5 separate regions of the Mus musculus genome follow, and all the other regions are linked to region 4. Evidence: chromatin loops called from intact Hi-C (ENCODE). Cell type or tissue: heart. All regions are shown on one strand. Links, peaks and the distances in the headings refer to the core of each region. The heading gives the core; the rest is flanking DNA.

Evidence for each region. Peaks named below come from ENCODE experiments on the same cell type or tissue, not always from the same donor. Only the 100,000 strongest peaks of a DNase experiment are listed, where the experiment ranks them.
Region 1: a loop joins it to region 4, with 2.0 times the contacts of the local background. A loop is called at or near these places in 6 of 42 quality-filtered maps.
Region 2: a loop joins it to region 4, with 8 times the contacts of the local background. A loop is called at or near these places in 22 of 42 quality-filtered maps.
Region 3: it touches region 4 in a loop (2.2-fold over the local background); 6 of 42 quality-filtered maps call a loop at or near these places.
Region 5: a loop joins it to region 4, with 4 times the contacts of the local background. A loop is called at or near these places in 17 of 42 quality-filtered maps.

What each region holds. Positions count from the first base shown.
Region 1 is chr13:36,721,834-36,727,604 of GRCm38, reverse strand. It overlaps Nrn1 (neuritin 1), which reads left to right. Exons shown (of 3, transcript NM_153529.2): 3 at 749-1,983. The coding sequence ends at 977. Gm38636 (a long non-coding RNA gene) reads right to left here. Exons shown (of 4, transcript XR_873241.3): 2 at 5,540-5,771; 3 at 4,501-4,633; 4 at 3,443-4,132. Gm30177 (a long non-coding RNA gene) reads right to left here and starts at 750. Exons shown (of 2, transcript XR_382190.4): 1 at 3-750. In heart, for the core only: no CTCF peak of the experiment used is centred there; no DNase peak of the experiment used is centred there; H3K4me3 peaks cover 2,552 bases; H3K27me3 peaks cover 3,758 bases.
Region 2 is chr13:36,279,459-36,285,362 of GRCm38, reverse strand. All of the region lies in intron 4 of Fars2 (phenylalanine-tRNA synthetase 2 (mitochondrial)), which reads right to left. Among named protein-coding and RNA genes, the nearest start is that of Gm40912, 75 kb to the right of the region's middle. In heart, for the core only: a CTCF peak has its summit at 3,103 (motif pointing left); no DNase peak of the experiment used is centred there; H3K27ac peaks cover 946 bases.
Region 3 is chr13:36,733,833-36,739,661 of GRCm38, reverse strand. It overlaps Nrn1 (neuritin 1), which reads left to right and starts at 5,185. Exons shown (of 3, transcript NM_153529.2): 1 at 5,185-5,426. The coding sequence starts at 5,372. In heart, for the core only: no CTCF peak of the experiment used is centred there; a DNase peak (open chromatin) is centred at 3,491; H3K4me3 peaks cover 3,299 bases; H3K27ac peaks cover 2,310 bases; H3K27me3 peaks cover 1,145 bases.
Region 4 is chr13:36,016,107-36,022,010 of GRCm38, reverse strand. The region is part of intron 2 of Lyrm4 (LYR motif containing 4); the gene reads left to right. Among named protein-coding and RNA genes, the nearest start is that of Ppp1r3g, 51 kb to the right of the region's middle. In heart, for the core only: CTCF peaks have their summits at 2,591 (motif pointing left) and 3,792; a DNase peak (open chromatin) is centred at 3,800; H3K27ac peaks cover 878 bases.
Region 5 is chr13:36,114,299-36,120,202 of GRCm38, reverse strand. Lyrm4 (LYR motif containing 4) reads left to right here and starts at 2,846. Exons shown (of 3, transcript NM_201358.2): 1 at 2,846-3,128. The coding sequence starts at 3,043. It overlaps Fars2 (phenylalanine-tRNA synthetase 2 (mitochondrial)), which reads right to left and starts at 2,560. Exons shown (of 7, transcript NM_024274.3): 1 at 2,198-2,560. In heart, for the core only: a CTCF peak has its summit at 2,811; DNase peaks (open chromatin) are centred at 2,622 and 3,232; H3K4me3 peaks cover 2,732 bases; H3K27ac peaks cover 1,991 bases.

The DNA.
Region 1 (5,771 bases), core at 1-5,000, 710 kb before region 4:
ACCGACCGACCAGGGAACCGAGAGGAGAGGCGAGGAGGCGGGGGCTCCCGACGCCTTTGGAGCGCTAGGACGGTTGAAAGGCGGGGTGGCCTGGGACGACCCGAAGCAAGTGGGGGAAACGAGGAAAGGAAGAGGGGGAAACGGAGGGTAGGGGAAAAGAAAAGTGGGGAGGGTGAAGAGAAACTGGAAACAAAAGGAAGGTGTGGGGGCTGGGTGGAGGGAGAGAAGCAAAGCGAAGGCGAGAGGACCGCGGCGCGGAGAGGAGGGAAACAGAAGGGGCGAGGGGGAGGAGAATGTGAGAAGCCAGGGAGGGGGAGGGCCTGGCTCAGAGCAAGTCGCCCATCTTGCTAGCTAAGAGGCATTAATGGGCCGCAGCTTGCAAGGCTTAGTGCTGTTTTCTTAGCTTTCCCGGAGGAGGGTGAGCAATCTGTTGGCGCAGGCCACAGTGCCAGCGCCACGCAGCGGGTGCGACCCCGCTCCTGGCTGTCAGGTCCTCTCTTGGCACCGGGCTAGGAAAATCTGAGGGGAGAAAGAGAGGCTCACACACCCTGGGACCAGGTTTCTGGGATGAACCAAAGATCAGACAGGACATTACTTAGTTCAGAACAGGTCTCTGGGACCCAGGGGGGAGAGTAGGGAGAAGATGCTCGGAAGGTTAGAAAGGACGCAGTCACCCGGGGCGCAGACCTAGGGTCCTCCCGCACCCAAAGTGATGCTACTCCTTCTGTTTTGTTCTGTTCCTCCCCAGATACTGGGAGGATTTCCACAGCTGCACGGTCACAGCTCTTACGGATTGCCAGGAAGGGGCGAAAGATATGTGGGATAAACTGAGAAAAGAATCGAAAAACCTCAACATCCAAGGCAGCTTATTCGAACTCTGCGGCAGCAGCAACGGGGCGGCGGGGTCCCTGCTCCCGGCGCTTTCCGTGCTCCTGGTGTCTCTCTCGGCAGCTTTAGCGACCTGGTTTTCCTTCTGAGCGCGGGACCGGGTCCCCCCCTCCCCCTCCGCTCACTCACCCACACTCACACCATGCTCCCGGAAATCGAGAGGAATAGCCATTCGTTCTCTGAGGACGTTGTGATTCTCTGTGATGTTGAAAACACTCATATGGGATTGTGGGAAATCCTGTTTCTCTCTTTTTCTTCTTCTTTTTTTTTTCTTCTTTTTAATTGTGTTTGATTCCTTGTGTTTTATTTGCCAAATGTTACCGATCAGTGAGCGAGCGAGCACAGCCAAAATCGGACCTCACCTTTTAGTCCGTCTTCACAGAAAAATAAGAAAACGGCAAACTCACCCCCATTTTTAAATTTTTATTTTATTTTATTTTATTTTGGCAAAAGAATCTCAGGAATGGCCCTGGGCCACCTACTATATTAATCATGTTGATAACATGAAGAATGATGGGCTCCTCCTAATGGGAAAGCGAGAGGGAAAAGGAGAAGGCCAGGGGAATGACTTCAAGAGTGGTGTCCACGTGGGAATCAGCCGGTGAATAATCATGCTCACGTCTTTCTTCCACAGTACCTTGTTTTGATCATTTCCACTGCACATTTCTCCTCCAGAAAAGCGAAAACACAAGAGTGTGGGCTTAGCATTTTTTTAAGGATAAGACAGAGAGAGAGAAAGAGGTTGGGTATAGTGGGATAGGTTGTCATAAGAGATGCTGCTATGGTCATGAGGGGCCGGTTTCACCTGCTATTGTCGATGCCCCTCGTTCAGGTCCACTGCCTTTATTTTCCTTCCTCTCTTGTTTTAGCTGTTACACATACAGTAATACCTGAATATCCAACGGTATAGATCACAAGGGGGTAATCAATGTTAAATCTAAAATAGAATTTAAAAAAAAAGATTTTGACATAAAAGAGCCTTGATTTTAAAAAAAGAGAGAGATGTAATTTAAAAAGTTTATTATAAATTAAATTCAGCAAAAATTTGCTACAAAGTATAGAGAAGTATAAAATAAAAGTTATTGTTTGAAATGGGGTGTCGTTTTGTTTCCTCCGCCGAGGTTCCAGAATTCTTGGGGGAACACACGGTGACAGGTGATAAATTCACCTGCTCACCAAACTGTCTGGATGACCCTGCTGACTTCATGGGAACCTTAATTAGGGACACTTGGCCATGTCTCCTACATTCTGCTTATACTGGGGAGGTGGGGGAGGTCGTTTTCAAATTAAGAGCAAGGCCTTTACTACATGCACTGGAGGACCGGTCTTGCACACACAGATACATTGCCGGTGGTCAGCCGGCTGCCCAGGCACCAGGTGGGCCTGAGCCCTAACCACGGTTCCTTGGGCTGGGCCCTAACAACCACACGCAGCTTCCTCTGTGGTGACTAGAGGTAGCCTGCAAAGGAACCGCCATTAAGGGCTCCTCAGAGGGGCAGAGGCGAGGATCGGGCGAATCCTTTCATAATTAATAAGACAGCACAACTGAAATGGCGAGAAGACGGGGCCTATTGATCTGCCATTCGATCTGCCCCCTTCTTTCCTATTTATAGGCTCCTCATGGCCTCACAAATAAGTAAATAGGCGCAGTCCAGACCCAGGTCCTGGGTCTGCAGTCATGGTGTAGGCTGTGGGGGACGGAGAACTACACATAAGCTCTTGGATTCATTGAAATCAAAATCTGATTTCGCTGAAGGTAGGGTTGGGAGGGAGTTTGTGGGTGTTCCCCAGGGTACACGGAGGGGTGGAAGAAGGATGAAGGCTGATTCCGGCGCTGAAACAGGCTCCCACACCCAGCAGCCCCGTCGCCCGCGGCGGGGAGGGTGTGCCGGGACTCTGAAATGCAATGTGTAAACAATCGCTAGTGTAACCGTTCATAAATCAAACCCAGTGGGTCGCAGCCCAATCTGCATTCCCCCCACGGATTGAATTCCAGCAACACATGCGTCCTTGCGCCCCGAGCTCTGAAAGCTGCATGGATTCTTAATGGCAGCATACATTACGGGCTCTGGTTCACGCACGCGCCGCGCAGGGCCACTCTAGGGAACTGTTCCACCCGCTCCCAGCCCCCAACACCTCCTCCTCCCTGGAGCTGGATTTCAGCCCAAACCAAAGGAGATCTCGCTGCTCCGGGTCGCTCATTATTTTGGAAACCCGTGGGATTTGTTCATTTCATTCAGATGGTATTTTCCAGAAGTCTAAGTATACAGCTGACCAGCCAAAGCACAATGGCCAGCATTAAAAGATGAAAACATCGAAGCTTGTCTCAAATATATCAATCTTTTCAATAGGGAGAGGGTACAAGAAGAGAGGGGAAAAAGGGTTTCATCCGATTCTGTTTTTTTGTTTTGTTTTGTTTTTCCATAATATTTTGTGAATTAGGGACGATCCAGTGCCTACATGCCCCTAGCTTTTGGAAACGAAGCCCGCACCGCCTTCTCTGCAGGCTTTGGAGGTAAAGGAGGACTGGGGCTCCCCCCAACCCCCCCCCCCACACACACCCCTCCCCGAAGAGAGATTCCCGCTAGATCCACCTCCTAGAAAACCAAGTAGGCTGTTGGGGGGTGGGGGGAGACAGAAGGGACCAGAGGGCGGGATGAGGCAGGCTGATTTGTTCACACAACAGGGTTCCTTCTCTGGAACTCCTTGCTCAGAGTGAGGTTCCAACTGCTCTCCAGGTGGAACTCCTCTGGATGCAAGGCTCCTCCAACACTATTGCCTCCCGTGCACACTTATCCTAAGGGGTTCCCTCGAAGACAGGCTTACTATTTGAAGCTACCTTACCGGATCAAAGGACCACACTCGCTCACTTGCACTAGGAGAGATCTCCAGGAATTTAAGGCGAGTCTTCGAAACTCAGGCTTTTGGATTTGGCTCCTTACCGAACCTTTCTTTTGTTTGGGATTGTTTAGATGATTGTCATGCCGGCTCCAGCTATCAGGTGCTGTTTAATCGTGAGGACATATGTTGGTTGTGATGTTACTGTTTTTAAGTGGCGTCGCAGAAGTCCCGGTTACTAGTTCTGGGTGAGGGTATAATCAGGGTGTGTGTATCCTAAGGCTGTGGTAAAGTGGGCGGGCGTCGTGGGCACCAAGTTCAGCACACCTACCTCTTCCATACCTGACCTTGGAGCATCCTGGTTGGCTCTCGAACTGGCGCCGAAGAGGGCTTCCTTCACACCATCCTAGGCAAAGTAGATTCAAAATATGCTATCATCAACTACTTGTGAAAATGTGGGGAAGAACATTTCAGAAGTCCTAGCCTCAGTCAGGAGGTGGAGGAAGGGAGAACGAACTGGAAGGGGGCAGGCTTGAGAAAGACACCAGCGTGGAAAATGGGAACACAACGAAAGGTGGGGAAGACAGATCCAGAAAGTAGGAGTAGCAGGGTGGGGGGTAGGGTGATTTGTGAAATAAGTGGGTGCTGAGGGGGAATTAGATAGATCCGGAGAGATAAAGCCCGCCTCAGAGAAAGGAGGCCCGGGGTTAAACCCTTCCCTTTCACAAGGGACCTTCAGGGAAGCAAATGTTACAAGGGCCCCCACAGACTTACTTCCAGGGGATCCAGAGAGCTTTTCATTCATTGCGATTAAAAAGAATTTTCACTTCCGATGTTTATAGTTTAGGGGCCTGCTGCTCTTCAACTGCTCATCACTGCCAAACCTACAGTTTTGGACTCAGGTCTCCTGGAAACCAGACGAAGAATTTCCTCCTTTCCCAAAGGATCCTCAAATCGCTGCAGAGGCTTCTGGGAAGGTCCTCCAAGATCCCCTGTGACCTTTCACACCCACTGTGCCCTAAGCCAGTCTCCCTGCTCTGGTCATGCCCTCCTACTCTGGTTGGGGCTGGGGGTGAAAGGCAGTTTCTGAAACAGCACTCTAAGTCCATGGGCCCTCCAGGGAAAGATCAAGGGCCCCACTTCCCCTTACTCCCTAACACCTACCAGGGGGGGGGTCCACAGTCCACTTGCTCATCTCCCTCCTCCCTAGCCTCTTGCATAGAAACAGTGGTAGCCACAGAGTAGAAGGGAGGGAATCAATGAGTTCACCAACTGCAGGGCTCAAAATAAGAGCCTCAACCTGTCCCCTTCCCCATACCCCAAGCCTCTTCAAGTGCCTAAGCCAGGATGTGGGGCAATTTGTAATGCCATCTGGATCTGGTCCCACTTCCCAAAGCAAACAACCTAAGCAAAGTAGTGCTAGTGAGGGGTGTGTGTGTGTGTGTGTGTGTGTGTGTGTGTTGGGATGTGTGTGTGTTGGGATTGTACTTGCTGGAGGCAACCTGCCCATAGTGCTAGTTCTTGATTTAACTTCTTCCTGTTTGATTTAGGCTTTATCTGATAGGACTCTCAGAATTCTTCAAAGTATCCTCCCTGGACAACCTCACTCTGCCTTTTAATTTGTAGGGGACAGTTTTTCTCTCTGTAGTCCTACAGCTTTAAGCCCTCTAGCTGCAGATCTACCCCCAAGCTGTGTACTCCACTATGAACTTCTCCATAGAAACCCTGGACAAGACCCTTGGAGTAAAGCCTTCTGCTTATGGGTGATGTCCCCCAGAACACTCCCCTCCCCTCCCCTCTGCCTGGCTCTCACCTGGAGCTTGGCTGCCAAGGCTGTGACTCCCTGGCCTGGCAACAGCAGTGGCAAGCAAAGGAGGTGGCACAGCAAAGGCACAGTGACATAGTGCAAAGATCAGGAAACTGAAGGCTCCATCTTTCTTGTCCTCAACGGACCTGTGGGTCGGGATCCAAACCACAGTGAGCAACCAGGAGGACTGGACCTTCTGCGGGGAGTTCATTTACAGAGAAATCTCCATCCTTCACCT
Region 2 (5,904 bases), core at 296-5,295, 260 kb before region 4:
CCACACCACATTCTTGTACTACTCATGCCCAGTGTCCATTTCTCTTCCATCCTGGTCAACCAGTTCAAACCATGTAAGGAAATGGTGAAAAATCTAGTCTTTTGGCCATTGCTATCAGTGAACTGAGAAAATATTCAAAGACTTGTACCAGAAAACCTTGCAAAAAAATCTAAGGAAAAGTCACGTCTCCTGCCAGCAATATTTATGTCTTTGATCTCGTGTGCTTCCATAGCAATTGCCAATTCCCACTTTGAATACAGTTCCTTTTACTTCATCTATCTCTGTACTCTGGCTGCAGCAAAATACTATATTTCCCATTTTCATGTCCACTGTATGTGCTAGGCGCACTGCTTCACTCATGGCAAACCAGCTGGTAAATAATAAACAACTGAAATAACACTTGGACAAACAAGCAAATGGACAGAGACTGGCTGTCAGTCCTGGTCATTACATTCCCAATTAAATGGACAGAAGGACAGATGAACTGCTATCGGTGACTACCGAGCTGGAACATTGGTTCCAGAATGGAGTGCAGTAGAAGAGAATGCCAGTTCCTGAGGAAGAGCTTTCCAGTCTTCATACGAGGCTGGCTACAGGGGAGCATTGGGTGGGCTAACCAGCGGAAGACAGAGGTTCTGGGCTTCCCTATCATCCATCTGCAGGCAGGCTGACACTCTTTTTTGGTGCTCAAATCAGTGGTACTATCAATGACACAATATTTCTCTGAGCTCTCACAGAGCAGCAAGACTCTTCTTGGGCTGATTTTTGTCTTTGAGTCTACTGTGCTGGAAGTTACTATGGCCCACACCACAAACAAATGTTCTAGTTTACATATGTGGTTAGGTCATGCTAAAATGCAGATAAGAAGACAACCCAATAGAGTCTGGGGTGGGAGGTAGGGGGTATAAAAATTGTTCTCCCAAATTCTATTAGAAAAATGAAGCAACACCATAAGTAGACCATGTAATTTCCCATGTCTTCTGAATGGGGCAAGCCACCTGCCACCCAGCAGCACATCTGAGGCCCAGGAGATACAAAGCAACACAGCACATCCCAGGCCCCGGAGGTACAACAAAGCAACAGGCTCTGCTTGGGCTGCTCTGTGTCACAGCCTCCTAGGCATTATTACAGTGCAGTGTTTCATAAGCAACATGGATAACAAAGAATCATCTAAAGAAAGAACAGAGCATGTGGTTTAAAAAGCAATGTACAGCCACAGCTATAAGTGACAAGCATAACTTGACCTTGTTATGCTACAAAAATGTATTTGAAGATAAGTTCATACAAATATTTTTCTTCCTTTCTGCACAAAATTTTCTTGGTTTGTGTTACTCTTATTACCAAAGTTGGGAGGTGGGGAATCTTATTTCTTCCAAATAACCAAGCATATTGACATCACAGGCTTCTTTTGCTTGGCAGATTACTGAACAAACAAATATTTATTCTGAGTCACTCAGCTGTGATACATGGGGGGATTCACGACATGCTGTGTCTGGTGCCTGTTAAGCTCTTACAAGATAATTGGACTTTGGACCACCTAGAACACTGTGTTCAATGGAGAGCCAAATTTAAAAAATTCAAAAACATGGAATGAGCAGAATTTAATCAGTCACACCTCCATCAAATTGAGGCAGAAATAAATAAATGGGCAATAGAAAGGTGCAATAAAGCCAGGATTAATCAAACCGTGATTAATTCCGGATCAGATTAAAAACCAATAGTGCCAGCTGCATCAGTCTCGTCTGTGGCGTTCACCTCCCCTATTCCTTTCTAACACCACGCTTCCCCATCGTCTCAACCCACTCTGCTCTCACCCCTAGGGCACGTTCCCTGGATGGATAAACCTGCAGGAGAGTTAATTGTCACATACATGGATTTAATCACATTGTCCATCACATTTGGGGCCCTGCCTTCAGTGATCCGTGACTAATTGTTGTGGTAATTTTTCAATCATTAACAGCAGCACATATGCTGCAGACAAATCCCAAGGTGCCTAGTAAGCCCCAGTGACAAGCAGACCAGAGGCTCCAGAAGGATTGCCACACGCCAGCCCAGCCCCCAACCCCAATCCTATTAGTCATGCCTGCTTGTTAATATACACTTATCCCAAGGATATGTCAGGCTGCAGAGAGCTCCGAGGGCTCCAGCCTGCCTTATGACTTGCCCTGTTTTCAATCTAGATTCTGAAAAAGGAAGAGGAAAGGAAAGGAAATTAAAACTCCATGTGGGACAAGTAGCTGAGGCCCTATTCTGAATTCCACTTGCTTTTCACTCACTTTCACACAGGCTCCTGAGCTGTGGCAAGTGCCCTTTCTTTGAGTTTCAGCAGTATTAGCAATCTCCATGGCAACCACCAGTGTGCATCTGCTACACCAAACTGCAGCATCTCTGGCTCAATTCTCAAGTTGCCCTGGTGTCAGACGGGGCATGCCATGTGCACTGGTGGGACAAGACCCTGCCTTGGGGAATCTTTCAGCTGATTGAAGCCTGGCTCTAATCACCACATAATATGAGCGAACAAGATCACAGGGAATATAATCCGCCTGCACTAGGCAATAGGGGTCCAGAAATGCTATTTATTTTTTCATTTTCTTTTTCTTACGGGTCTTTGTTGGCTAAAAGCAAAGAGGCACTAGCTATCTAATAAAAAGGTTTAAATTTCAAGTAGGTGCCACAATGTTTCAAGTCACTGATTTGTTTAAACCCTATGTCTCAAACACCTTTCATTAAGGAAACTATTCAAGAGGAAATGCAAATTCCTGGGGTTTTCATTTGGGTCTTCTTAAGAAAATGGATGTTTTGCGCATTAGCCAGACTATGGAAAGGAAAGAGAAGGATTCACTGAGTTTCATTGAAATCTCACTCATTAGTATATGCGTTTTTATTCCTCCTGCAGAGTTTCAGGAAATTCCCTGTTTTACTCCGTTTTCCCAAGACTGAAATAAGACCTATTTTACTCTAAGGCACCTAGCTCCAGATCACAGAACAAGATCTTCGAAAAACTTAATTAATATGAACAATTCCTGCTTAGCTGCTCAAAAGAGAGATGGTTGCTATAGGCTCTGTTATCGTGAAAAGAGGGACCGAGCGCCCTCTGCTGCTGTGTCTAGGTAAGGCTCTCCAGTTTGGAAACCTCCCGCTGAGGTTCACTTCTGTTACAATGCACTCTTAGAAAACTCTAACTTAAAAGGCACTTACTGATCAGCAAGAGGAACAAGAGAGATCCAGATAACAACAATGAGGCTGCTGTAAATAGAACAGTCTTCTACACAGCCACTCACCAGTACCTTGGCTATTATTAGAAACAGCTCGAGAAAGAGCTTGGGAAAATTCAGAGTGCTGATTGCGTATCATAAGCACAAATTAAAGAATTAAAAAAGAAAAAATGAATCTGCCTTTGCACTCACAGTCTCTCATGTCTACACGAGCTCACTGATTAGTACATGTTTTAGAACACTCAGGTCAAAAGAAAAAACTTGTTATTTTAGATTTAAAGTCATAACCGTAGTTTTAGACTTTACTTTCAAATTTAGTTTGAACAAACACAAATTTGTATTTACACAGCGCTGTACAAAATAAACAGTACAGAAACATTTCACTTCTGAATCTCTAAGAACCTAATTATCATAAAAATAAAATTTCAGAGAAAAATACACTAAATATTACTTCTAATCCTCTTAAACAAATGAAGGCAATCTACATTTACAACTTAAAATACTAGCTCAGCTCTGAGTTCAAATTCACTCTAAAGAAAATGATTCAGAAATTGTGCTTCTGAAATTAATTCCTTCCATAATGCCTAAAAAAAATGACCACAATACAATAGATAATAGTCTAACTAAAGTTTAATGCACGGTGGATTCAAATTCCATGTCACAAACTACTCTGAGAGCTACAGATAACATTCTTAATATTTACAACTCAAGGTTAATGTCAATATCTCCCATGAATAAAATTAGAAATTAATTAAGAATTAATAGACAGGCCAGGAGTGCTAGCATGGCCTTCAGTCCAATTCTCTGATGGTAAACTTCAGTCTAACCTGAGTTTGAGGCCAACCTGATCTACAGAGTTTCAGGCCAGCGAGATCCTGTCTCAAAACGAAACAAAACAAAACAAAACAACAAAGAATAGGGGTTTGAGAGATGAGTCTGTGTTAAAGGACACTGCCAGCTCCTAAAAGGACCCAGCTTCAATTCCCAGCACCCACATGGTATCTAACATGACCAAACTCCTGTTCCAGGGGATTGGGTCCCCTCTTCTGATTTCAACAAGCACTGGGCACAGATGCTGGACACTTACATATACGTAGCCAAAACACCATACGCAGAAAATTAAAACAAAAGTAGAAATCAAAGAATGAATTAAAATTGAATCAAGGAAAGATGAGACTAAAGAGATAAATATCTAGTATAATACCATATAGTTGACAAGTGACAAAAGAATCCGATCTATATCTGACTCAGTTACTGACTTAGTTACTGAGCTCTGCAGTACAACACTGAATAGAATCATATCCTGTGAACAGACTCAGAGAGGTAGAATACAGAATCCAGTTCCCTTTGGGGGGGGGTATTATAAAACCTCTGGTTACCGGAACCATACCCTATTTAGAAGCACATACATTATCCCATCCCCTCTGGCTTGCTTCATGAAGTATCATCAGTTTATCCTCAAAGTGAGCCAGCATGACTGACAGAAACCTGGCTCTATGATAGGATACCAGTGTATAGAAAGAATATTCTTGATGATCAAGTTCCACAGGCTGACAAATGGTCTGTGAGTTGCAAGAATACCAATTAGCAGGTGGGTTCCTGCATGGTGTGTGTTGGAGTAGAGGGGCATGAGGGGTCTTGTCTGTGAGTAATGGTCTATGGAGAAAGCCATGGGGGATTAGCTACTAATAGCCCATCCTGGAGTCACATGAGCCAGTGCCAGTGGGAGTCCACCATGGGGGGCAGAACACCCCACCATGAGCTGCTGTGAGCTGCAGGGACCCTGGGTGGAATGGTAGTTAGTACTGCTCTGTGTGCAACAGCACCCTAGGAAGGCTAGGCATAATAAACAAAGGAGGGAAATAACAGAGGACACAGCTGAGCCTCTGGCTGGAGTCTGCCACGGAAGACCAGAAATAGTCCTAGTGATGGTGACAGTGATGGGGCCTGACATGATCTCTAGTGGACTCACTGAGCACTTTTCAAGGACCCAGAAATGGTAACTATCCAGCAAAGAGGCTGGCAAGAGATTTCCCAATGTCTCCTGTTAGTCAATGATTGGAAGTGGAGGCTCGAGGCTGCAAAATGCCAGGAAATACACCCACCGACATTTATAGGTACAAATTCCAAACAAAGAATCCCCTAACCTGATCAATCAAATAGGCAAGGTACACACAGTACCTTACAAAGACAAATGAAATTATCACATTACTCTTATGTTACCACCATTGTCCTATGCATGACTGGAGACTGCCCGGAGCATCCTAGGAATGCTACTCCTGTGAGCAGTCTGAATAATCCGTTAACTGTTAGGAAATGAAGTAGATTGCTGACTATGCAGACTCCACAACTTCTTCCACAGACCCAGGATATGAAGATCAAGCCCTTACACTTGGGATGGAGGCATTCCATTTTATGAATGAATGGCTCTTTGAGATAGATCTAAAGATTTCTAGTCAAACTGTACTTCAGAAAATGATGTCCTTTCTATAGTATTATGGATTCTCTTTAAACAGCTCCTTCTTAAAATACAAAGCACTTGATGAGAATATGAAAAGGACTTGCATTCCTTTAATAAGGTAACAATAGTTCTTTACAAACCCTCCTTTGATTTCATTAGATGGCTTTTTTTTCTCTATCACAAATCAAGAGAGAACTGCTCTAATGAGCACACCTGAAATCTTAAGCT
Region 3 (5,829 bases), core at 830-5,829, 720 kb before region 4:
TTTTTGGACAGTTAAGTCTTAGCCTACTTACATTACTATAACAAAACACCTAAGGATACTTCTCACAAGCAGAGACCTCGTATGAAACAGAGCCCCATTGGCAAGAGACTGTAGAGAAATGTTAACCCAGCAACATGACTGCTCTGGCAAGTGATCACATCCAAAAACCTTGTAGGTCTGTGTGATCTAGCTGGAATATAGACACATATTTTATCCCAGGAGACAGAGGCAAGCAGACCTCTTGAGTTCAAGACCAGTCTGACATAGACCAAGTTTCAGGTAAAGAAAAACTTAGGTTCCGGTATGATGATACTTGCCTTTAATCCCAGCACTTAGAAGACAGAGGCATGCATATCTCTGAGTTCTAGTCGATGTGGTTGAGACAGTGAGTTGAGAGGCAGTAGAGTAGAGTTCACAATAGCTCAGTTTGTAGAGTTCAGAGGCAGTTTTTACAGGGACACATCTGCAGAGACAGGTTGCAAAGAGTACAAGCTGGACACAGGTGAAGACAGGACAAGCCAGTGAATGAGAAGGAACCAGAAGAGTAGAGTAGACCATCAAAGTTGGTTTGAGGCCAAGCACAGCAATTCAGTGAGAAGCTGAGAGAATCCAGATTGAATCTTGGAGACGAGTTTGAGCAGAAACAGCTAAATTGAACCAGCCAGCCAGAGTTCAGAAAGAGTTCAAAAAAGGGTGAGCTTATTTAGCAGTAATCCTCCATCCCTGGTGGATAAAACTTACTTTTATGAGAGAGAGAGAGAGAGAGAGAGAGAGAGAGAGAGAGAGAGCATGTGTATAGTATGTGTGTGTTGTACATATATATATATGAGTGTGTATGTGTATAAAGTATGTGTGTATGTTTATAGAATGTAGGTTGTGTGTGTGTGTGTGTGTGTGTGTGTGTGTGTGTGTGTGTATCCTCTGGTTAGTCTCTCTATGAAGCTAGTAGTATTCAGTCATGGATCCCCATGATGACCTTACCAGGTCCTAATCACTCCCCAAAAGCCTTGCCTCTGAACACCATAGTTTCATTAAGTTACCTCTCTTTTAATATCTCACTACAGTGATTAAATTTCAATACAGGAACCACTGGGGGGACACACTAACATTATGAAAACTGTAGCAAACCCCATAACTACCTAGAATTGATTTTTTTAACTAATTTATTTTAAAATAACTTGGAACATTAAAGAAAGCAATACCAGGGAAAAAAACCAAGAACTCAAATCCCCTTTCACTTTCTCCAACTCTTGATATTTTTTACCGTGTTTTCCCCGTGCAATTAGTTGGCCTTCGTTCTAGCAGTCCTTGCTTGAGGCTGTGGAGCAAGCTTGAGATGCCTTGTGTCCCCTAACACTCCAGGATGTACCGCCCCCCCAAGAAGAAGACTTTTCTAGTGTTCAGCACACAAGTCTCCTGTCAGAGATCAGAGCTCACACAACGTCAAAGTGCCACTCAGGGAGCTCTCTCGAGGGTTTAATTGTGTCAGCTCTGCTCCTTCTGGTCCAAGGATCACACACGGGAACACAAATCACACGTAATCCATTGTGGAGAGGGACCGTGGAGATGTTCACGGTCACCTCAACATTCTCTGTCTACATTCCACAGCAACCATGCTTATTTTAAAGAGGAGAGCGATGACTTCCGGAATCCAAATGTCTGCATTAAAACCAAGTTTCCTCAGTCAGCCATAGATTTCGAGACTAAAGGTGTCACTAAATTTTGAAAAGGGGGAAAAGGCACCTCACCAAGGAGTAAGCTTGAGGGTAGAAAAGGGGCTGCTAACATGGGTTCATCTTGTTTTTTAACTAATACTTTTCTTTCACATACAAGATAATGGGTTTGATGAGGACGTTTCACAGATGTAAACACTGTGCTTGGTTCGGCTTCTTTTCTGGCCTAGAAGGCAGAAATGGGAACTCCCACTGGTCCTGGCAACTGTTCTCACAAACAATTTCAAGGGGATGTGTCTTGAGATGGCAGCTTCTGGGAAGTCTGTGCATGGTGAACTAGAAGAGGGAGCAGGGAACTCAGCTCATAAACTGCTCAGCCAAACTGGAGTGGTGGCCCAGCCTGAATTGAGAGAGAACCTGGGTGTTTCAGGGAAAGGAACTCTGCCTGCCTGTCATTTACACACACCTACATTTGGTGTTCCTCATGTTCAGCCTGAAGACCCAAACAGCACCAAGAACTCTTTTTTTTTTAAACGTTTTGTACTGCATTTAGGAAAATTAGTTATTGGAAGGGGAACCATCTTTATCCCTGTTGATCTATGACAGACATTTTTTTGCTTAGATATTATACTTTGGCTTGGACGTCCCCTCTTACAGACATGTCCACGGTATTCTAAGAAAGCTCTAATTCATAAAAAGGTAGAGTTGAAGATCCTCTGGAAATCGCATCATAGACCTGTCCTCTTCGTTTTCAGATTGGGAGAATGAAACCCCAAACCTCCCAGGGATGCCCAAGGTCATGTGAAGGACAGGGCTAAGTATGACATGAATAGGCTTTTCAAATTAATAAAAGAAATGACCTCCAGTCCACCCTCAACCATGAATACTGCCCTGTGATCTCAGTCATCCTTGCCCATGATCTTGGCTTTTATTTCCCTTCGGTTAAAAATAGGAAGAAACAAAGCCTTCCTGGGCCTAGACTGAAGAATGACCTGTGATTTTTAAAGGTTAGAAATTTCAAAAACAAAAACATCGTTAGCATCTGCTTTCAATTATTCATTCTCCCGGATTATTTATGGACTGTACCTCTGCCAGACTCTTGCTTCACTTTTTTTAAGCCTTGTACCAGGGAAGGGAGGCCAGGAAGTAGAGGGGGCCAGTGTAAAGGGAAGGACCAGCAGGCACCCAGGTGGCAAGGAACAGCGGGTTCAGAATCTACGCAGGCGCGCAGGACTGCAGACGCCTTGAGCGCACGATTCACTCAGCTCCATTTAGTTTTTCAATGCAGCTTCCTCACACCTGAAGCCTCTGGTTTTAAGTGAGAAGGGATGTAGTAGGGAAGATCCCATGGCACCCACTGAAAATGTTCTAGAAGGTCCCGATGCGTGAGCGGGAGAAGGCAAGGACGTTGAGGGTACGAAATGTAAATTCCCGGGTACTCAGGCTCTGAGACTTTGGAGCGGAGACAGGAGGACTCGGCTCAGAGCCACGGACGTGGGTGGAAGATGGGGAAACCGGTGGCCCTGTGCGTGGAACCCTGAAGGGACAAGGGAGTATGGGGGAAGAGCTTCCAACCTTGAGGTCCCGCCCCTTGCCAGCCCCTTCTCTACCATTGGAGAGCATTGGGGGAGGGTCCGAGGGACGCCCCCCCCCCCACTCGCCACCCTTCTCGCCCCGCCTCCTTCCCGCCCACCTTTTCTGCTTTTCTGGGAGCCTCTGAACACTGGGGCAGGAAACTCCTGGCCCCGCCACTGGGCCCCTGGACACCGGGAAAGCGCGCCCCCGCTACCCCGCCCACCCACCACTGACATCACCAGGGGCAGGGACGTGGCTCCGCCCCTACAGCCGTGGCAGCTTGCCCTGGTTCTGCAGTTCTGCAGGGCTGCAAGCTTGGGTCCCCTCGGTGCGCGCTTTTCAGCTTCTAGTTGCCTCAAGACCCTCGCGGTCCTACTCAGTCCCTCCACCGCCCGTCACCTGACCCCAGTTTTGCACCCTTTTCTCCCTTTCTCCGTCTGTGTGCACAGATGGCTGACTGTGTGGGCTCCCAGTGCAGGGGCTTCGAAAGGCAAATTAAACGGAAGCCCGGTCTCCCTAATCCCCTTTCATTTCTGCCACTAACCTAGCCTTACGCGGTCGCCCTGCAGTCTTATAAAATATGAAGGCTCTTTTATTTTTCTCCTTTCGCATATCTCTTCATTGGCTCAAGTAATACAGTTAGCCAATGCGGCCATCAACATTTGATTAAAGACGCTAGAATTCAGACTGGGAAAGAGGGTGTGGTGCATTGCAGAAAAGGAGAAAAAAAATCAAAACTTAATTTCATTTAAGAAGTAGCCCTGATTATTTTTCCATCTTACACGATCCACTACAGGACCTTGCACGAACGCAGCTGAAGAGATATTTCTTTACTGCAGTCAGTGCTGGATCATCAAAAAATAAAATAAAGAGCGCAGGTGTGTGTGGGTCTGGGTGTGTACGTGATGGACGTGGGTGCGTGTATCAACATGTCAGTGTGACCCTACAGATGACTTCAGGAGGCCCCAGAAAGGAGTTGTACACCAGAGCTTGCCTTGGAAATTTCCTAAAGCGCGAAGAGTTTGTAAACCACAAGAAACCGAAATTTACCCTAGCCTAGGCTTCTTGCCCGACAGCCTTTCCAACCCCCTAAAATAGGTGTCTCTATGCCTGGTATAGATGCCCCTCGGTGGGTGAGCGTCGCGAATAGTGACATTCACAAGAGGGCACGCAGAGTCTATTTCTGGGGGCCCCCATGCGAGCCGAACGAACCCCCGGGGCCTGGGTGTGTACGCGCGCTCGCGTGCGGAGTGTGCGGGCGAGCTCGGGGGCGCTCCCGGGCGTGCGCTTTTGTGAGTGTGTGCGTGTGCTGGGGGGCCGGGTTATGTGCTCACGCGCTCTAGGCTGCGCCTAGAGCTCAACTGTGGGGCTGGAGAGAAAACTAGGGTAGGCAAGTGAGGGGGTCTGCACCCCACTGAGGGCGAGAGAAGGGTGATTCGGACCGGAGGAGTCTCTCCCCTCTGTCCTCCCTGGGCCCAAAGCTCCCCAAACCTCTCTGCAGGGTTGGAAGTGTCTGGGTTCGTTGTGGCGCCAGTGAAGGAGGGAGCAGGTTGAACAATCGAGTGGGCGCACCAGGACTCCCCGTCTCCGGGGCGGGGAGAGGAGAGGGAGCCCCGATTCTGCGCAGGGAGGGGGCGGGGCTGGGGGCCCCTGGAACGAGGAGGCGGGGGTGGCCACTGGGATGAAAATCAGTCACTACAGAGAGGCGAGATTTCGTTGAGATCGCACATTAATTGGAGATATCTGATTAATTCCAGAGTCTTATGACTATAAATGGTGATTCTCTACCAAGGTGTCTATATTATAAAAAAAAAAAAAAATCAATCCGTGTCATCCCCCACGTCAGGCCTGCTCGTGGGCGTGAGGCTGTACTTCCTCCGCCCCCTCCTAATGGAGTGAACCATTCCCAGCTCTCCCCCCCCCCCCCCAGCCTCTCACTCTCTCACTCTCTTTCTGTCTCTTCCTCGCTCCCTCTCTTTCTCTCCTCCCTCTGCCTTCCCAGTGCATAAAGTCTCTGTCGCTCCCGGAACTTGTTGGCAATGCCTATTTTTCAGCTTTCCCCCGCGTTCTCTAAACTAACTATTTAAAGGTCTGCGGTCGCAAATGGTTTGACTAAACGTAGGATGGGACTTAAGTTGAACGGCAGATATATTTCACTGATCCTCGCGGTGCAAATAGGTAAGTGGCCGCCCGGTACGGCTTGGTAGGCGACCGGAGATTGCCTACCCCAGAGGCGCCTAAGGGGACTTGCTGGCCAGGGTCTGCCGCTGGTTGCAGAAAACCCTGCAGACTCCCTGAGTCGGGGCATTAGCTCTTGGGGACTCTGGAAGGAGTTCTGGTTTGGTTTTCCTAAAGAAAGTGATTTCTTTTGCAGGGAAGTGTGTGTGTGTGACCGGCTGTTTTCCAAGGGGGGTTCTCCCTTTTCTCCAAAGCGCACATCCATTTTTTTCCTCCCTCTTTGGGGTTAAAACAGGATCTGAGCGCTCGTAGCATTTGTCCCCTGTTATACTGCAAGATACTATCTTGAGGGGTCAAAAGGTAAAGGGAGGAATAAGATGCCTAGGTAGCTAGGGCTGAAAAG
Region 4 (5,904 bases), core at 648-5,647:
ATTCGTATTTATGAGGTACAGTATGACACATACATATTCTTTCTGTGTAGTGTGTGTGTGTGTGTGTCATGTGTGTCATGTGCAGTTTTTAAAGCATGGCTGTGTCCCCTAAAGGGGGATGAAGATATTCTAAGGGTCCCAACACTAGTGCCCTCTACACTAGTTTTGTTAGCAGTTGTGTTGTAGAATTGTGCCCAGGCCATTCCCTAGGCAACTACTCTGTTCATATCAGTCAAAACTGAAGGCACAGGGCTACAGGAAGACGGACTTCCCTGGGCACATGAGAGCTTGAACGTTCTAGCACTCTGAGGGGAAAGTGGAAAGAGAGAGAGAACAGCCTAGAGCAGGTCATCAACAGCATCATGTGCCAGAGTGGGTCCATTGCAGGGGCTCCAGGACCTGGGCGCAGTACACACAGCAGGTATTTGCTGGTGGCAGTAGTGGAGCATGCAGTTGACTGTGGATCCTGTCACCCTGGACAAGACCTCAGCATTTCAGTTTTCACTGATAAAAATGAAGAGCACAGTGTCTCTTTTAGAGGATTTTTGCATGATAAATACTATACCTGGCACAGGCTATGTTTCCAGTAAAGTCTAACCCTAAGGACAGGACATAATCAAGGCAGCCTCAGCAGTGTCTGGCATTTGCTTACTAGGACTGAAGAGGGCGAGGATGCTACCACTGTGCCATTAAACTAGCAAGCAGTAAGTGATACAGGCGTGTGTGAGACGTCCTATGCTCTAGCCCAGGGAGGTGGGTAGAATACAGTGTTGGAAACACATACGCAGTAAGAGGGAATTAAAATATTTCAGTCACTGAAGTGATAATACAAAATGTATATGTTAGAGAGATTACGGTACCAAGAAAATGTAATTGTAGAGAGTTGATAATGGAGGCATAATTTCCAGGTAGAGGACCAGCCAGAGCTCTGAGTGCTGGCGGAAGGGATGATGGCCAAGGAAAGGGTGGGGGTAGGGATCATGTACATGCTGATTACGTCAGAGGTCAAGAGGGAGCTCGGGTCAGGCAGTCAATACCATGAGAGCATTGGTAATGAAGCCATGGGGATAAATGAGACCATAGCTAGTCTCATTTATTTTTATGATTATTAATAAATAATATTTAGTAAAGGCATTGGTGAGTTTCTGGTGTTCTGTAGCATTTCCTATTAGTATGCATAAGGAATGTTGGCATGAAATGAATTTTCTGCTCCTTCACAGCAATCTCTCCTGTGATTTCTTCCCCCACCTATTGCTTTTCCTGTAGATGAAGCTTTTTTTAAAAACTCTGTGGACAAGAAAGTGTTCGCTGTCACTGAGAAATACCACGGCTATCACCCTCCCTGTCACAGTGATGAAGAGCACTGGCAGGAATTAGGAAGACTCTGGGTCTTAGTTCTCACCGTTTCAGTTCTGACTCCTTGGTATATCCATGGTATATGCCATGGAATATCAAGGCATTTCATAGTCCTCAGCTTCCTCTTCTACAAAATGAGGCTAACGGGGTCGACTGTGTAGAACAGCTGTACAACCCACCTGCAGTGATGCAGTAAGAATGGTTGGCGTTCACCTGGCCTACAGAAAATGGTCAGATGTGAGCTCTTAACACTGATAGCGATAACTGCATTGTCTTTCCTCTGTGTGTGTGTGTGTGTATGTGTGTGTAATGAAATGTCATGTAAATGAAAAGCGCTTAACTATCAGTTAGCCACATGTTTGAAATAGCAGGTTGGTGTTTCCCACAGGGATGTACCTGGTCTGCCCTGATTATAGATGCTGTCTCCCTGCCAGAAAAGAGAGCCTGACTTTCTGCCTCTCGTTGTTCTAAATAAGACATTTTCCTTCTCTGGGAGCCTTTCCCTGGAGCTGAGGCACGGCATTGGCCTTGTGGCCTGCACTAGCACTGTGACCACCACACAATCACATCATGCCAGGCACCAGGCTGACTGGTACACACCAGCGCCCAGGCAGATCCCTGCTCCTGCATTTACATAGCTCTAACTCTGTTGTTTGGAACAATTCGATTTCCCAGCTCCTGTGGCTGTGGGTAGCTGGGGTTCTCTGGAAAAGATGGAGAAAATCATGAAGTAGTTTATTTGGCATGAGTCTCCAAAACATAACCACTTTTCCTTGTGGAAACTGAGTCAGGCATTTCCTCTCCCAAGGCTAGGGTGTGACGTGTGCTGAGAAGGAAACAACCGGCTATGCCTCAAGGAAATGCCTGACAGGCATTTGCTTTCCTCGCACGTCCTCCCTCAGTGGGTAAGCTGCTCTGAGGATGCGGTCACATCAAATCTCTCTCCCTGCTCTAAGCATTTCTTTTTCTGGGGTGTGGAGCAGCTCTTCAGGGAAGAAAAGCAATTTGATGTCAGGGGCTCCTTTGAGCCTTGGGAATTAGGCCTCAGAACCTTGGAATTGGAGCTCAGCTGCTGCTAGAAAATACACTGTGAATGTTTTATTCAGTAATGCATATATAACATTGAGCAGAATCCAAATACATAAATCACTTATACAATAGCTGTTAAGAGCTACCTGCCAGCATTTCAGAACGCACTGCTGGACTCACTTCCAAGGTCCTTTACTGCCATCTGCTGGCCAAAAGTTTGTTTTATGTTGGTGAATTCTTTAGTAATTCTTCATAAATCAGGATTTTCTGAGGCAAAAATTTCCCCCAATAAATGGACAACTGCCTTGTTTTTTGTTTTTTAAGATTGCAGACACCATAGCACTCTAGAAGTATGACAGAGGCAGTTTCTCCTTTCTGGCTTGATTCTCACTGTGTGCTTTTCTGAGCCGCCTAGACCAAGGCCCCATCAGCCTGCATCTCAAGATCAAAGCTATGCTCAAAGTATCTTTAAAATGGGTCCTGCTGTTGTTACAGTCAGCCTTTCAATAATGTTGGCCTACTACCACCAATATATTACATCAATGAGATCAGAATCCTGAACATCACCAGCAAAACCTACTTAAACCAGCCCCCAAAAGTCTGCTTGAAGTGTAAGTTCTAGACCCTTCAGTGTAGGCACTGAAGGCCTTAGTGCACTAACAGATGTCTTTTGAGTCTCTTGAAGTCTGTCAGTGTGAACATGAAGTGGGAACATGCTGGTCTTTTCTGCCCTGAAACAATGCGTGGGGCATCTCAGCTCCTTGGAGGTCCATGAAATGCTGAGCAGGAAATACCTAGAATGAGTAGACCATGGTGAACCATGCAGAACAGGATCAGGGGGTGCTGTAGAAGATAGCACTGACCTGCAGACTGTGAGATATGGGGGCTGGGGAGGGCAAGATGCCTAGGGACTCTATAGTGAATAAAGACTGTGTAAAACAGAAGATGACTGAACTGCTATTGTGTAGTATACCCTTAAAATCTGGGTGTGGCTATAGTCCCAAAGAGGTGTAACACTATCTTTTGATACAAAGAATGTTATTTTTCAAATTTAAAGGAGAAAACGTTTAAACGTGGCTTTTTATTTTCTCCATAAACAGTTGAAGAAAGTGTGGAATGGAAGAGTAGTAGAAGTTAAAATAACAAATGTAAGGTAGACTCTTATCTCAAGGATCGTGAATACCCATTATTGTTGTATAATAAACAACCTGTCTGATGGTGGATTGCAGTAAGAATCTTCATTTTATACCATACTCTACTTCTCCAGGTCAGAAATCCAAACATGGCTGAAATACAAATACAATGATCAGGGACCCAAAAGCTGAGCCCCAAGTCCTCTTATTCAATTGTCAGACAACTGGTGCTGGCTGGCAGCTGGGGGCCAGGCCAGGGATTTCAGCCAGACCACAAGTGGGAGCTCTCCCTGTAGCCTGGGATTCCTCATAGCATGGCAGCTTCCCAGGTCTAGAATTCTAAGAATGAGCCAGGCAGAAGTCACATTACTTCTAGTGCCGTGCAATATTTCTTCTGCTGTCGTTGGGGTGTAAGGGTCAGAGTCACAGAACCTTCCAGGCACAGTAATAGTGTCTCCATGAAGATTTAAGTCACACTGGAAGAGGGACATTCAGGGCACAAGTCTGTCCTTGGAAACAACCACCGACAAGGTTTGTTTTGCACATTACTGTAGGTTCCTTGCACACACAGATAACCTCACAGAATATGCCAGAGGCCCTTGGTGGCCTCAAACCCATTTTCAGTGGGTGATTGGTTGGGCCAGTGGGCCAGCTTTTGTTCCAAATCCCCCTCCAGTTTGCAGTCAGACAAGGTCCAAGGCTCTGTTGGTCTGACCTTCTTCATCCTGAAAAGAGAAAGACTGGGACCCACCATGAAACTCATGGTAAAGGCACTTACCAGCAAGCCTGAAAACCTAAGATGGATGCCTGGAATTCACAGGATAACAGAAAGGGACAACTTGGGCAAATTGTCTCTTGACCTCTATGCATGCTTCATAGCACACATGTACATGCACACACATAAAATAGATAAATGTGATTGGAAAAGAGAGTGGGCTGTGGAGCACAGTGGTAGGTCACATGCCTGTCAGTCAAGCTCAGGGCTTTGAGTTCCATCTCCAGTGTGGAAGAAAGAAAGGCTGAGCTCTGGTCATTATCCTGTCTATAGTTAAACATTTGCCCCAGTGGTAGTACAGTGTGCAATTCCAGTTGGAGGGCTGGAAAGTTTGGAAAACCTTACCTCAAATTATAAGACACTCCCTGCCCCCAACTCCTCTAATGCCTTCATGGTCTCTAAAATTCCTCCAGTCTGCAGAGATTTTGGCCATCCTTAGCTGTTCTGAAATTTCAGTTCCCTGCTCTGTAAAATCCTGGGGCCTCTCATGTCTCCTGTCAGTAAACACTTTCACAGAATGAGGTTCTGTTGTGCAGCTAGTCACTGTGGGTGTGAGAGCCTGCAAAAGAAGAAACCCTGTCCTGGGGGCTCTTGCCTAGGCTACTTGAGATGTTTTCTTGATGGCACTTTATATGCTTAGAGTGGCTTTTGTGGTCAGCGGGGACATTTGAAACTATCACCTGGCATTCTACAGACGAGGAACATGATTCGCCCAAAGTCAAGGGGCAAGTGAAGTGGCAGAGAAAACCAAAACTCCATCCCTGACAGCTGTGCACGCTACTGTTCATGCGATCGCCTTTTAACAGAAGATACATAACCATGGGGACCTGAGCCACGTCACCCTCCTGCCTCTCGCTCTGCATTCCCAGGAGGCAGCGCAGTGTCACTGGCATTGTATCTGCTCACATGTATAAGTGCCCATAATTTTATAAAGTGTAGGCTTTCATACGTGAAATGTAAGATTAAAAGTCCAACATATCATAAACAAAAGAGTTTCTATCACACATGGAGGCTCTGGATATGATTTCCTGTGAAGACCAAAATGACATTGAATATAAAACTGGCTATTTTTACAGCATGCTGATGAGCTTTTAATGTAGGGAGCTAGCTCTATGTGACGTGAAAAGCAGCACAAGGAAAGCTTTCCTGCCAGGACCCAGTGTAGTACAAGAAGGGTCTGCATCTTCAGTGTACCGTATCACTCTTTCATTGTTACTTATGGTAAGGCACACAGAGAATCTGTCACATTACTCAGCCTGAACTGTATGTTACATTCACCAGACCTTAGGTGAGTGAACTAGAATCCCAGGAGCAACCAGCTAGGAGAAGCTAGCCTTTATGTACACAAGAAGCGACCTAGCTTCTCTGAACCTAGTTTGAGGCTCAGGGTGTGGGGTTACCAGCCAGAAAATATAAATATCTATAAAACATGAAATCATTCTTATCTCTAAAGCCAGCAGCCCACATCCTTGTTGGTCTAACCCTATATAGCCTACTAACACCTACATGCTTTGGGGATATTTGTGATATATGTGCAAACCTCTTGTCATCCAGATAGTATGTTGTAAATCCTACCAAGTGTCAGCAAAGCCTTTAAAAAAAATGTGTACT
Region 5 (5,904 bases), core at 280-5,279, 99 kb before region 4:
GATCACTTAGTGTCTTCTCGATGCATGGCCTTACCCCCAGCTCTGGAAAGAATCCACTCCCCACCGTAGTCTTTAAGCTACAGTTATTTTCTCTCTAGCCTCAGGAAAGTCTCCCTTCCACTCTGCCCAAGATGAAAGGAACGCTTCCTCTTCAAAGGAGGCCCTTCCACGCCCGTGCATCCAAAGTCTCAGGGCCCAGCTTGAATCTGAACCTTCAGAGCCAACCCAAACACAACCTCCACCTTAACAGGCCCTAATTCTCAGGGCTCAATGTTTCTCTACCCTGGCAACATCCAGGGACAGGGGAACGCCACCAGGAGGCAGGAGCAGGTGGACCTCTCAGGTCAAGGCCAGCCTGATCTACAGAGCAAGCACCAAAACAGCCAAGAAAGAAAAGAAAGGGGGCAGGGGGAGAGACTTGGAATAGCATTAACTAATGCCATGTTACAGCAATTGATTTGAACAAAGGAAAAACAAAATGGCATGAGAATCAAGCAGCAAATCCAAAACCAAACAAAGTAGATGCTAGAATCCTCACAACAATGTGATCCGGAAGCCTTTACAGAAAATGTCATTGGCAGCAACATAATCATCTACTCAATAGCTTACAAGTTGGCTATTGAAATGGTTATAGGACCTCTTGAAAAATGTTTAATTACTGTGATTTAACTCTACATTAGATTAGTCGATTGTGTTCATTGCTAGTACAAAGTCCAAATCCATAGCCTGACTAATTTTCCCCAACACTAAGAAGCTATCAGTTTCCTAATCTCAACTGCTCTTTAACTGAAAAAGCTACTGCCCAAACTATTTTAACTCTGCATATTCTATGAGCTGCATTTGATCACACAAAGATAAGCCAGGTCGATACATTACTGTACACATTAGTAATTAACTCCTTTGTAATTAGGCATCAACTGCATACAGTAATTATCCTAATTTCACTTTCAAGATGAAAGTAAAATACATTTAAAACATATTCCCCACTCTTTTATGACAAATCAAAGTAATTTAAAACGTTTTTCCTTCTCATTCTGGTAATTTTGTCTACCTGTAACTTTTAATGTGTAGGTTTTCCTGGGGCATTATTATCAATAGCAATCAATATTCTATTACCTCAAGAGACCACAGCTCTGTTCTGACTCTGCAACAAGGGGAAAACCTACTTTACAGATGTCAGCCATTTAGAAAGTTGCAAGTAAAACTCAAAATATTAATGGATCCCATTAAACTTGAGTCAGTGACCTGATCAAACAAACAGAAAGGGAACAAAAGGCAAGTTCTGTTCCATTTATTTAAAAATTAAATTTGAAATTTAAAAATCTATTTTGACTAAGACAAAAATCAAACAGGGGCTTAAGAGTGTTTTTATAAAAGCACTGTATCGTCAATACCTTTGATTGCCACTACATCAAGACGAGTAGGTATACTTAGATTCAAGGACAACAAGTTGCAAACATGTGATCCAGAAAAACACAGATTGTTTCGAATAGAGAATGAAAGCTTGATACACCAAAACAAATGATAAGGCATGGTAAATTGACTTCCGTCTTATCGTTAAAATGACTCTTTGCTGTATTTAGGGACAGAGAATTTGCAGGTAGTGGCTTGTTGCACCATCTTAATATAAAACAATATTCCAAAACTAACGAGTGAGTTCCAAACACAAGAACCAGAATTATTCGAAGCTTCTCTTCGCACAGTCCTAAGATCAAGGAACAACCCAAAAACTTAAGTACTTTAGTAAGCTGGTCCGTGATAGCTAAAAGCTGAGAAAAACCCTCTTTTTGCCTTGGGTCTGAAATGATGTCTAGGAAATCCCCTAAAGTCCTAAGGGTTCCCTTATTAATCATGACATCTAATTTATTTATGTGCTTGTTTGTTTATTTATGTTTACGCACTACAAAACCGTGCTCTTAACAAAAACAGTAGTGCATCCCACACTTTTAATCCCAGCACCGGGAAATCTGTGACCAGGAGCTCAAGGGCAGTCTGGACTACAAAACGAGACCCCGTCTCAAAAACAGGAAAGAAAAAAAAAAAAAAACAGAAAAGAAAAGAAAGAAAAAATAGTAAACAAACAAAAAATAGTGTAGCCCCTTAGTGAAGATCCCGGAAATGGAAGTCACAGCCGAATGCAAAGTGCATAACAGTCGGCGACCTGACACCTCTACTCTGCAGCAAGGCCAGCACTCACCCAGCGTACGCCGGGGAAACCAAACGCGGGCGTTTCGAAGTCCGCAAAGCGGCCACACACTCACTCCGCCGTCACTGAGCTTAACCTCTGGCTACCGAGACGCTGGGCGCGCTGGGCGCCGCCATCTTGACGGGAAGAGGCCAGGGCCCTAGGTCCCTTGAGCCGCTCGCCCAAAGACAAGCCGGTGCGCCAGGAAGTCGCCAGCTAGTTACCTCCGCACCACTGGCGCTGCGTCCCCCAGTCACGATGACACTGATAAACTCAGGCTGCCAACCAGACGGATCCAAAGCAAAGTCACCCTCGTTTTCGTGCACAGCAGGTCAGGCAGCGCCAAAGACAGCCGAGCCGGGCAGGGGCAGGGCTGGGGAGCGCGGCTCGTAACCCAGGCAACGGGGCCTAGGCAGGTGTAGGGGGCGTGGTGTCAGGAGACACCGGGATCTCGGCCACGCCCCCGGGCGGTTCGAAAGGCGGAGGAGGCTTTGAGCCCTGGTGTTCGAGCCCGCGACTGTCCTCCCGAGGAGCGAGCCTGGGGCTGGACGGCTCGGCCTCCTGCCGCCCGAGGAGCCTGTGAGGAACGCGGAGCCTCCAGGACACGGGCGCCACCCCTTAGCTGCCCGCCGCCCTGCCTGCGGCGCCACCTCTCGCGCAGGACGCGAGCCAGGCCGCGCGCGAGCCAGGCGGAGCCTCTCTTCTCCTGCCTTCCAGCGTGCTTTTTTTTTTTTTTTTTTTTTTTTGCATCGTTTGACATTTGGGTTCAGTTAAACTTGGGGCTTCTACGAAGAAGGACCTGTTTGGTTTTGTTGTTAGGGTGTTTTTTGGTTTGTTTGTTTTTGTTTATTTTCAACATGGCAGCCTCCAGCCGCGCACAAGTTTTAGATCTGTACCGGGCGATGATGAGAGAGAGCAAGCATTTCAGCGCCTACAATTACAGGTGACCCGGGGGGAGGGCCGGGAATCGGGTGCCCAGCTCTGTCTGCGGGGGTCGCGGATCAGGCGGCCACAACCTGTGAAAGTGACAGGCTCCACTCCCATGACGCGCACGTGCAACTGTCCACCCCCAGGTGTGACCCTCAGAGCCCTGGAGGGGAGGAGCCAAGGACTTGCCCTTCAAATGCTGGGATACCTTCCCTGAACTGACACCCACATAGGGGCTTTAGGACCATTAAACAGTGTCCTGTTTCTGCGGTACAAAGTGATGAACGCGAAGCTACCAGTGAGAAGCTAGGACAAGGAAACTTAGGGCATACCTATATCTTGCCTTGAGATTACAAGAGTGGAAGCAGGCAGTCTAGACCACGTGGACACAAAACTGAAGGCTTGCTCTAGGGCCCCCTTTCATTTCACTAGTGTTTTAATTCGTGACGTTGGTTCCAAGTATCAGATACGTTCTTACTAAAGGATGGTGGAGAGGGGCTACATATTCATGTTAAAGGTAAAATGAGTTGCTAAGCCTTTAAAAACTGAATTCTTAGTTTATCCAGCCTCGCCAAACTGAAATCTTACTGCTAGATCCTAGAGTCTAGGACCTATAACAAGAGGACAGGAGCATCAATTCTTCAAAAACATTTAAAACTTAAATTTATTTTAAGTTATAAAATGTATGTTAATGAGTTACTATGCGTGCACCTCACTTAAATGCACTAAAACTTACATTTTTAACTCTGCCCCATTTCTTTCCTTGCTTGGCCTATTCCCCTACTTGTATGAGTCCCTTATACTTCCTTGCCACATGGTAGTGGTGCACACCTTTAACCCCAGCACTGGGAAGGCACAGGCAGCCAGAGCGCTGAAATCGAGGCCACCATGAACTACACAGAGAAACCCAGTCTCAAAAAAACCAAAACAACACACACACACACACACACACAAAACTCTACCTCAGAACCTCCACCTTCACAGTTTCTGCTTCTTTGAAACTTCTGACCCAACATTTCTGTAGAGTTTTAGGGTTTTTCTGATATTTGGTGTCTTATTGATTAATTACCTGAATCCTTTGAGATTGAATCTAAGAATAAGAATCTGATGAAACCAGCTCATTTTCTCCAGACAGTTTGCTTATTTTCATTTATTTCCCAAGTCTTTCAAGTACTTAACAAGCTGTCCTTCACAGCTGCCCAGGCATGGGCTGGGTGTCTTGGCAGTTAACTCCTGAAACAGACCTGGTTCTAGGTGCACCCTTCTCTAGGGATTGAGCTACCCGTCCGGCTATGCACTACTTTAGTCTGTGAACAGATGCACCAACTTTCCCAGCAGTAATTCATATTTCAGAAACCTGCTGAGAAAATAATAGTTGTCGTGTCAACTGAGAATAGCACATGGGTTGGACAAGTGAGCTCATACCCAGCCGAACATAGGTTTTGATTTTATGTGATGACATTGGCTTTGGAGGAGAGGGGGCATAAACACTAAACCTCCTGGTAGGAGTTTCCACAAATACCTGTTATTACTTACTATTGATGGAAGACAGGAAACATGGAAGTAAATGCTTGGAGTGTTCCTTGCAGTCTAGAAGATGTCTGTCTCAAGAATAAAAATGGACTGAATAAACAGAGACTAAGCAGAGGTTCACACTGGGGGGCCCAACTGGAAACAAGTTCTGTAAAACACTGATAGCAACCCTAACAGAATATGCAGCTTTAGAGTTACTGGGCCTCAAGGACTTAGTTTTCTTGGTGATGAAACTAATTCACTGGACTACACAGCCTCTTAGGGGCCTTTTCGTCCTAAACTTCCATCTGGAAGTGACTTAAGAGCCAATACAGAAAGGTAGGCTGTGCCTCACAGAAAATTGAGACTGAGCTTCAACACAAGCAGCTGTGTGCTGACACGCACGCAGAGAGTAGTCTGTGCCTCACACAGATGTAATTTCCACAGGAATCAGGTGCTCTCCTTTTCCAGATACCATGTATCGAAACCCTGTGAACCCTGCCAGCATTATGTCCCATGAAATAAAACTAGCGTCATATAAAATAAGACTGCCTTTACAAATACCCTATAGAATTCAAATATAGCCCTGTCCCTCCATTGTCAATCCAACACAGTCATTCACTAAGTACCCATTGAGCACTTCTTTGTGATGGACTATTTTTCATGAATCGAAACTAAGCACTAGAGAAACTAAGTCTGCAACAAGAAGGTGGAAAGGGCCACATATACCAGGGTATATAGTCTCTGCTGTGGAACCCAGATTTCATTCTTGGAGTTCTGAGGATTAGGTAAGGTCCTTTGGGCAGCAAGATAAAAGAATCTCAAGCTAGAAGTAAAGATGTCAGAGGGAGTTGCTTATAATGGTGCAGAGGATAAACTAGAGGACATAGAGAACAGACTTTTGGTAAATAGGTAAAGGAGAGTATTACAACTCTGATGATTTGTTGCTGTCTTAGTCACTGTTCTATTTCTGTGAAGAGACACCACAACCAAGGCGAGTCTTATAAAAGAAGGCATTTAATTGGGGCTGGCTTTCAGTTTCAGAGGTTTAGTTCATTTTCAGCATGGCAAGGAGCGTGGCAGCATGCATGCAGACATGGTGCTGGAGAAGGAGCTGGGAGTTCTACATCCAGGTCTCCAGGTGGGAGAGAGAGAGAGAGAGAGAGAGAGAGAGAGAGAGAGAGAGAGACTGACTGAGACTGGGCCTGACTCTTAAAACCCCAAGACACACATCCTCCAACAAAGCCACTCTTCCTGATCCTTCTAATTCTTTCAAAAAC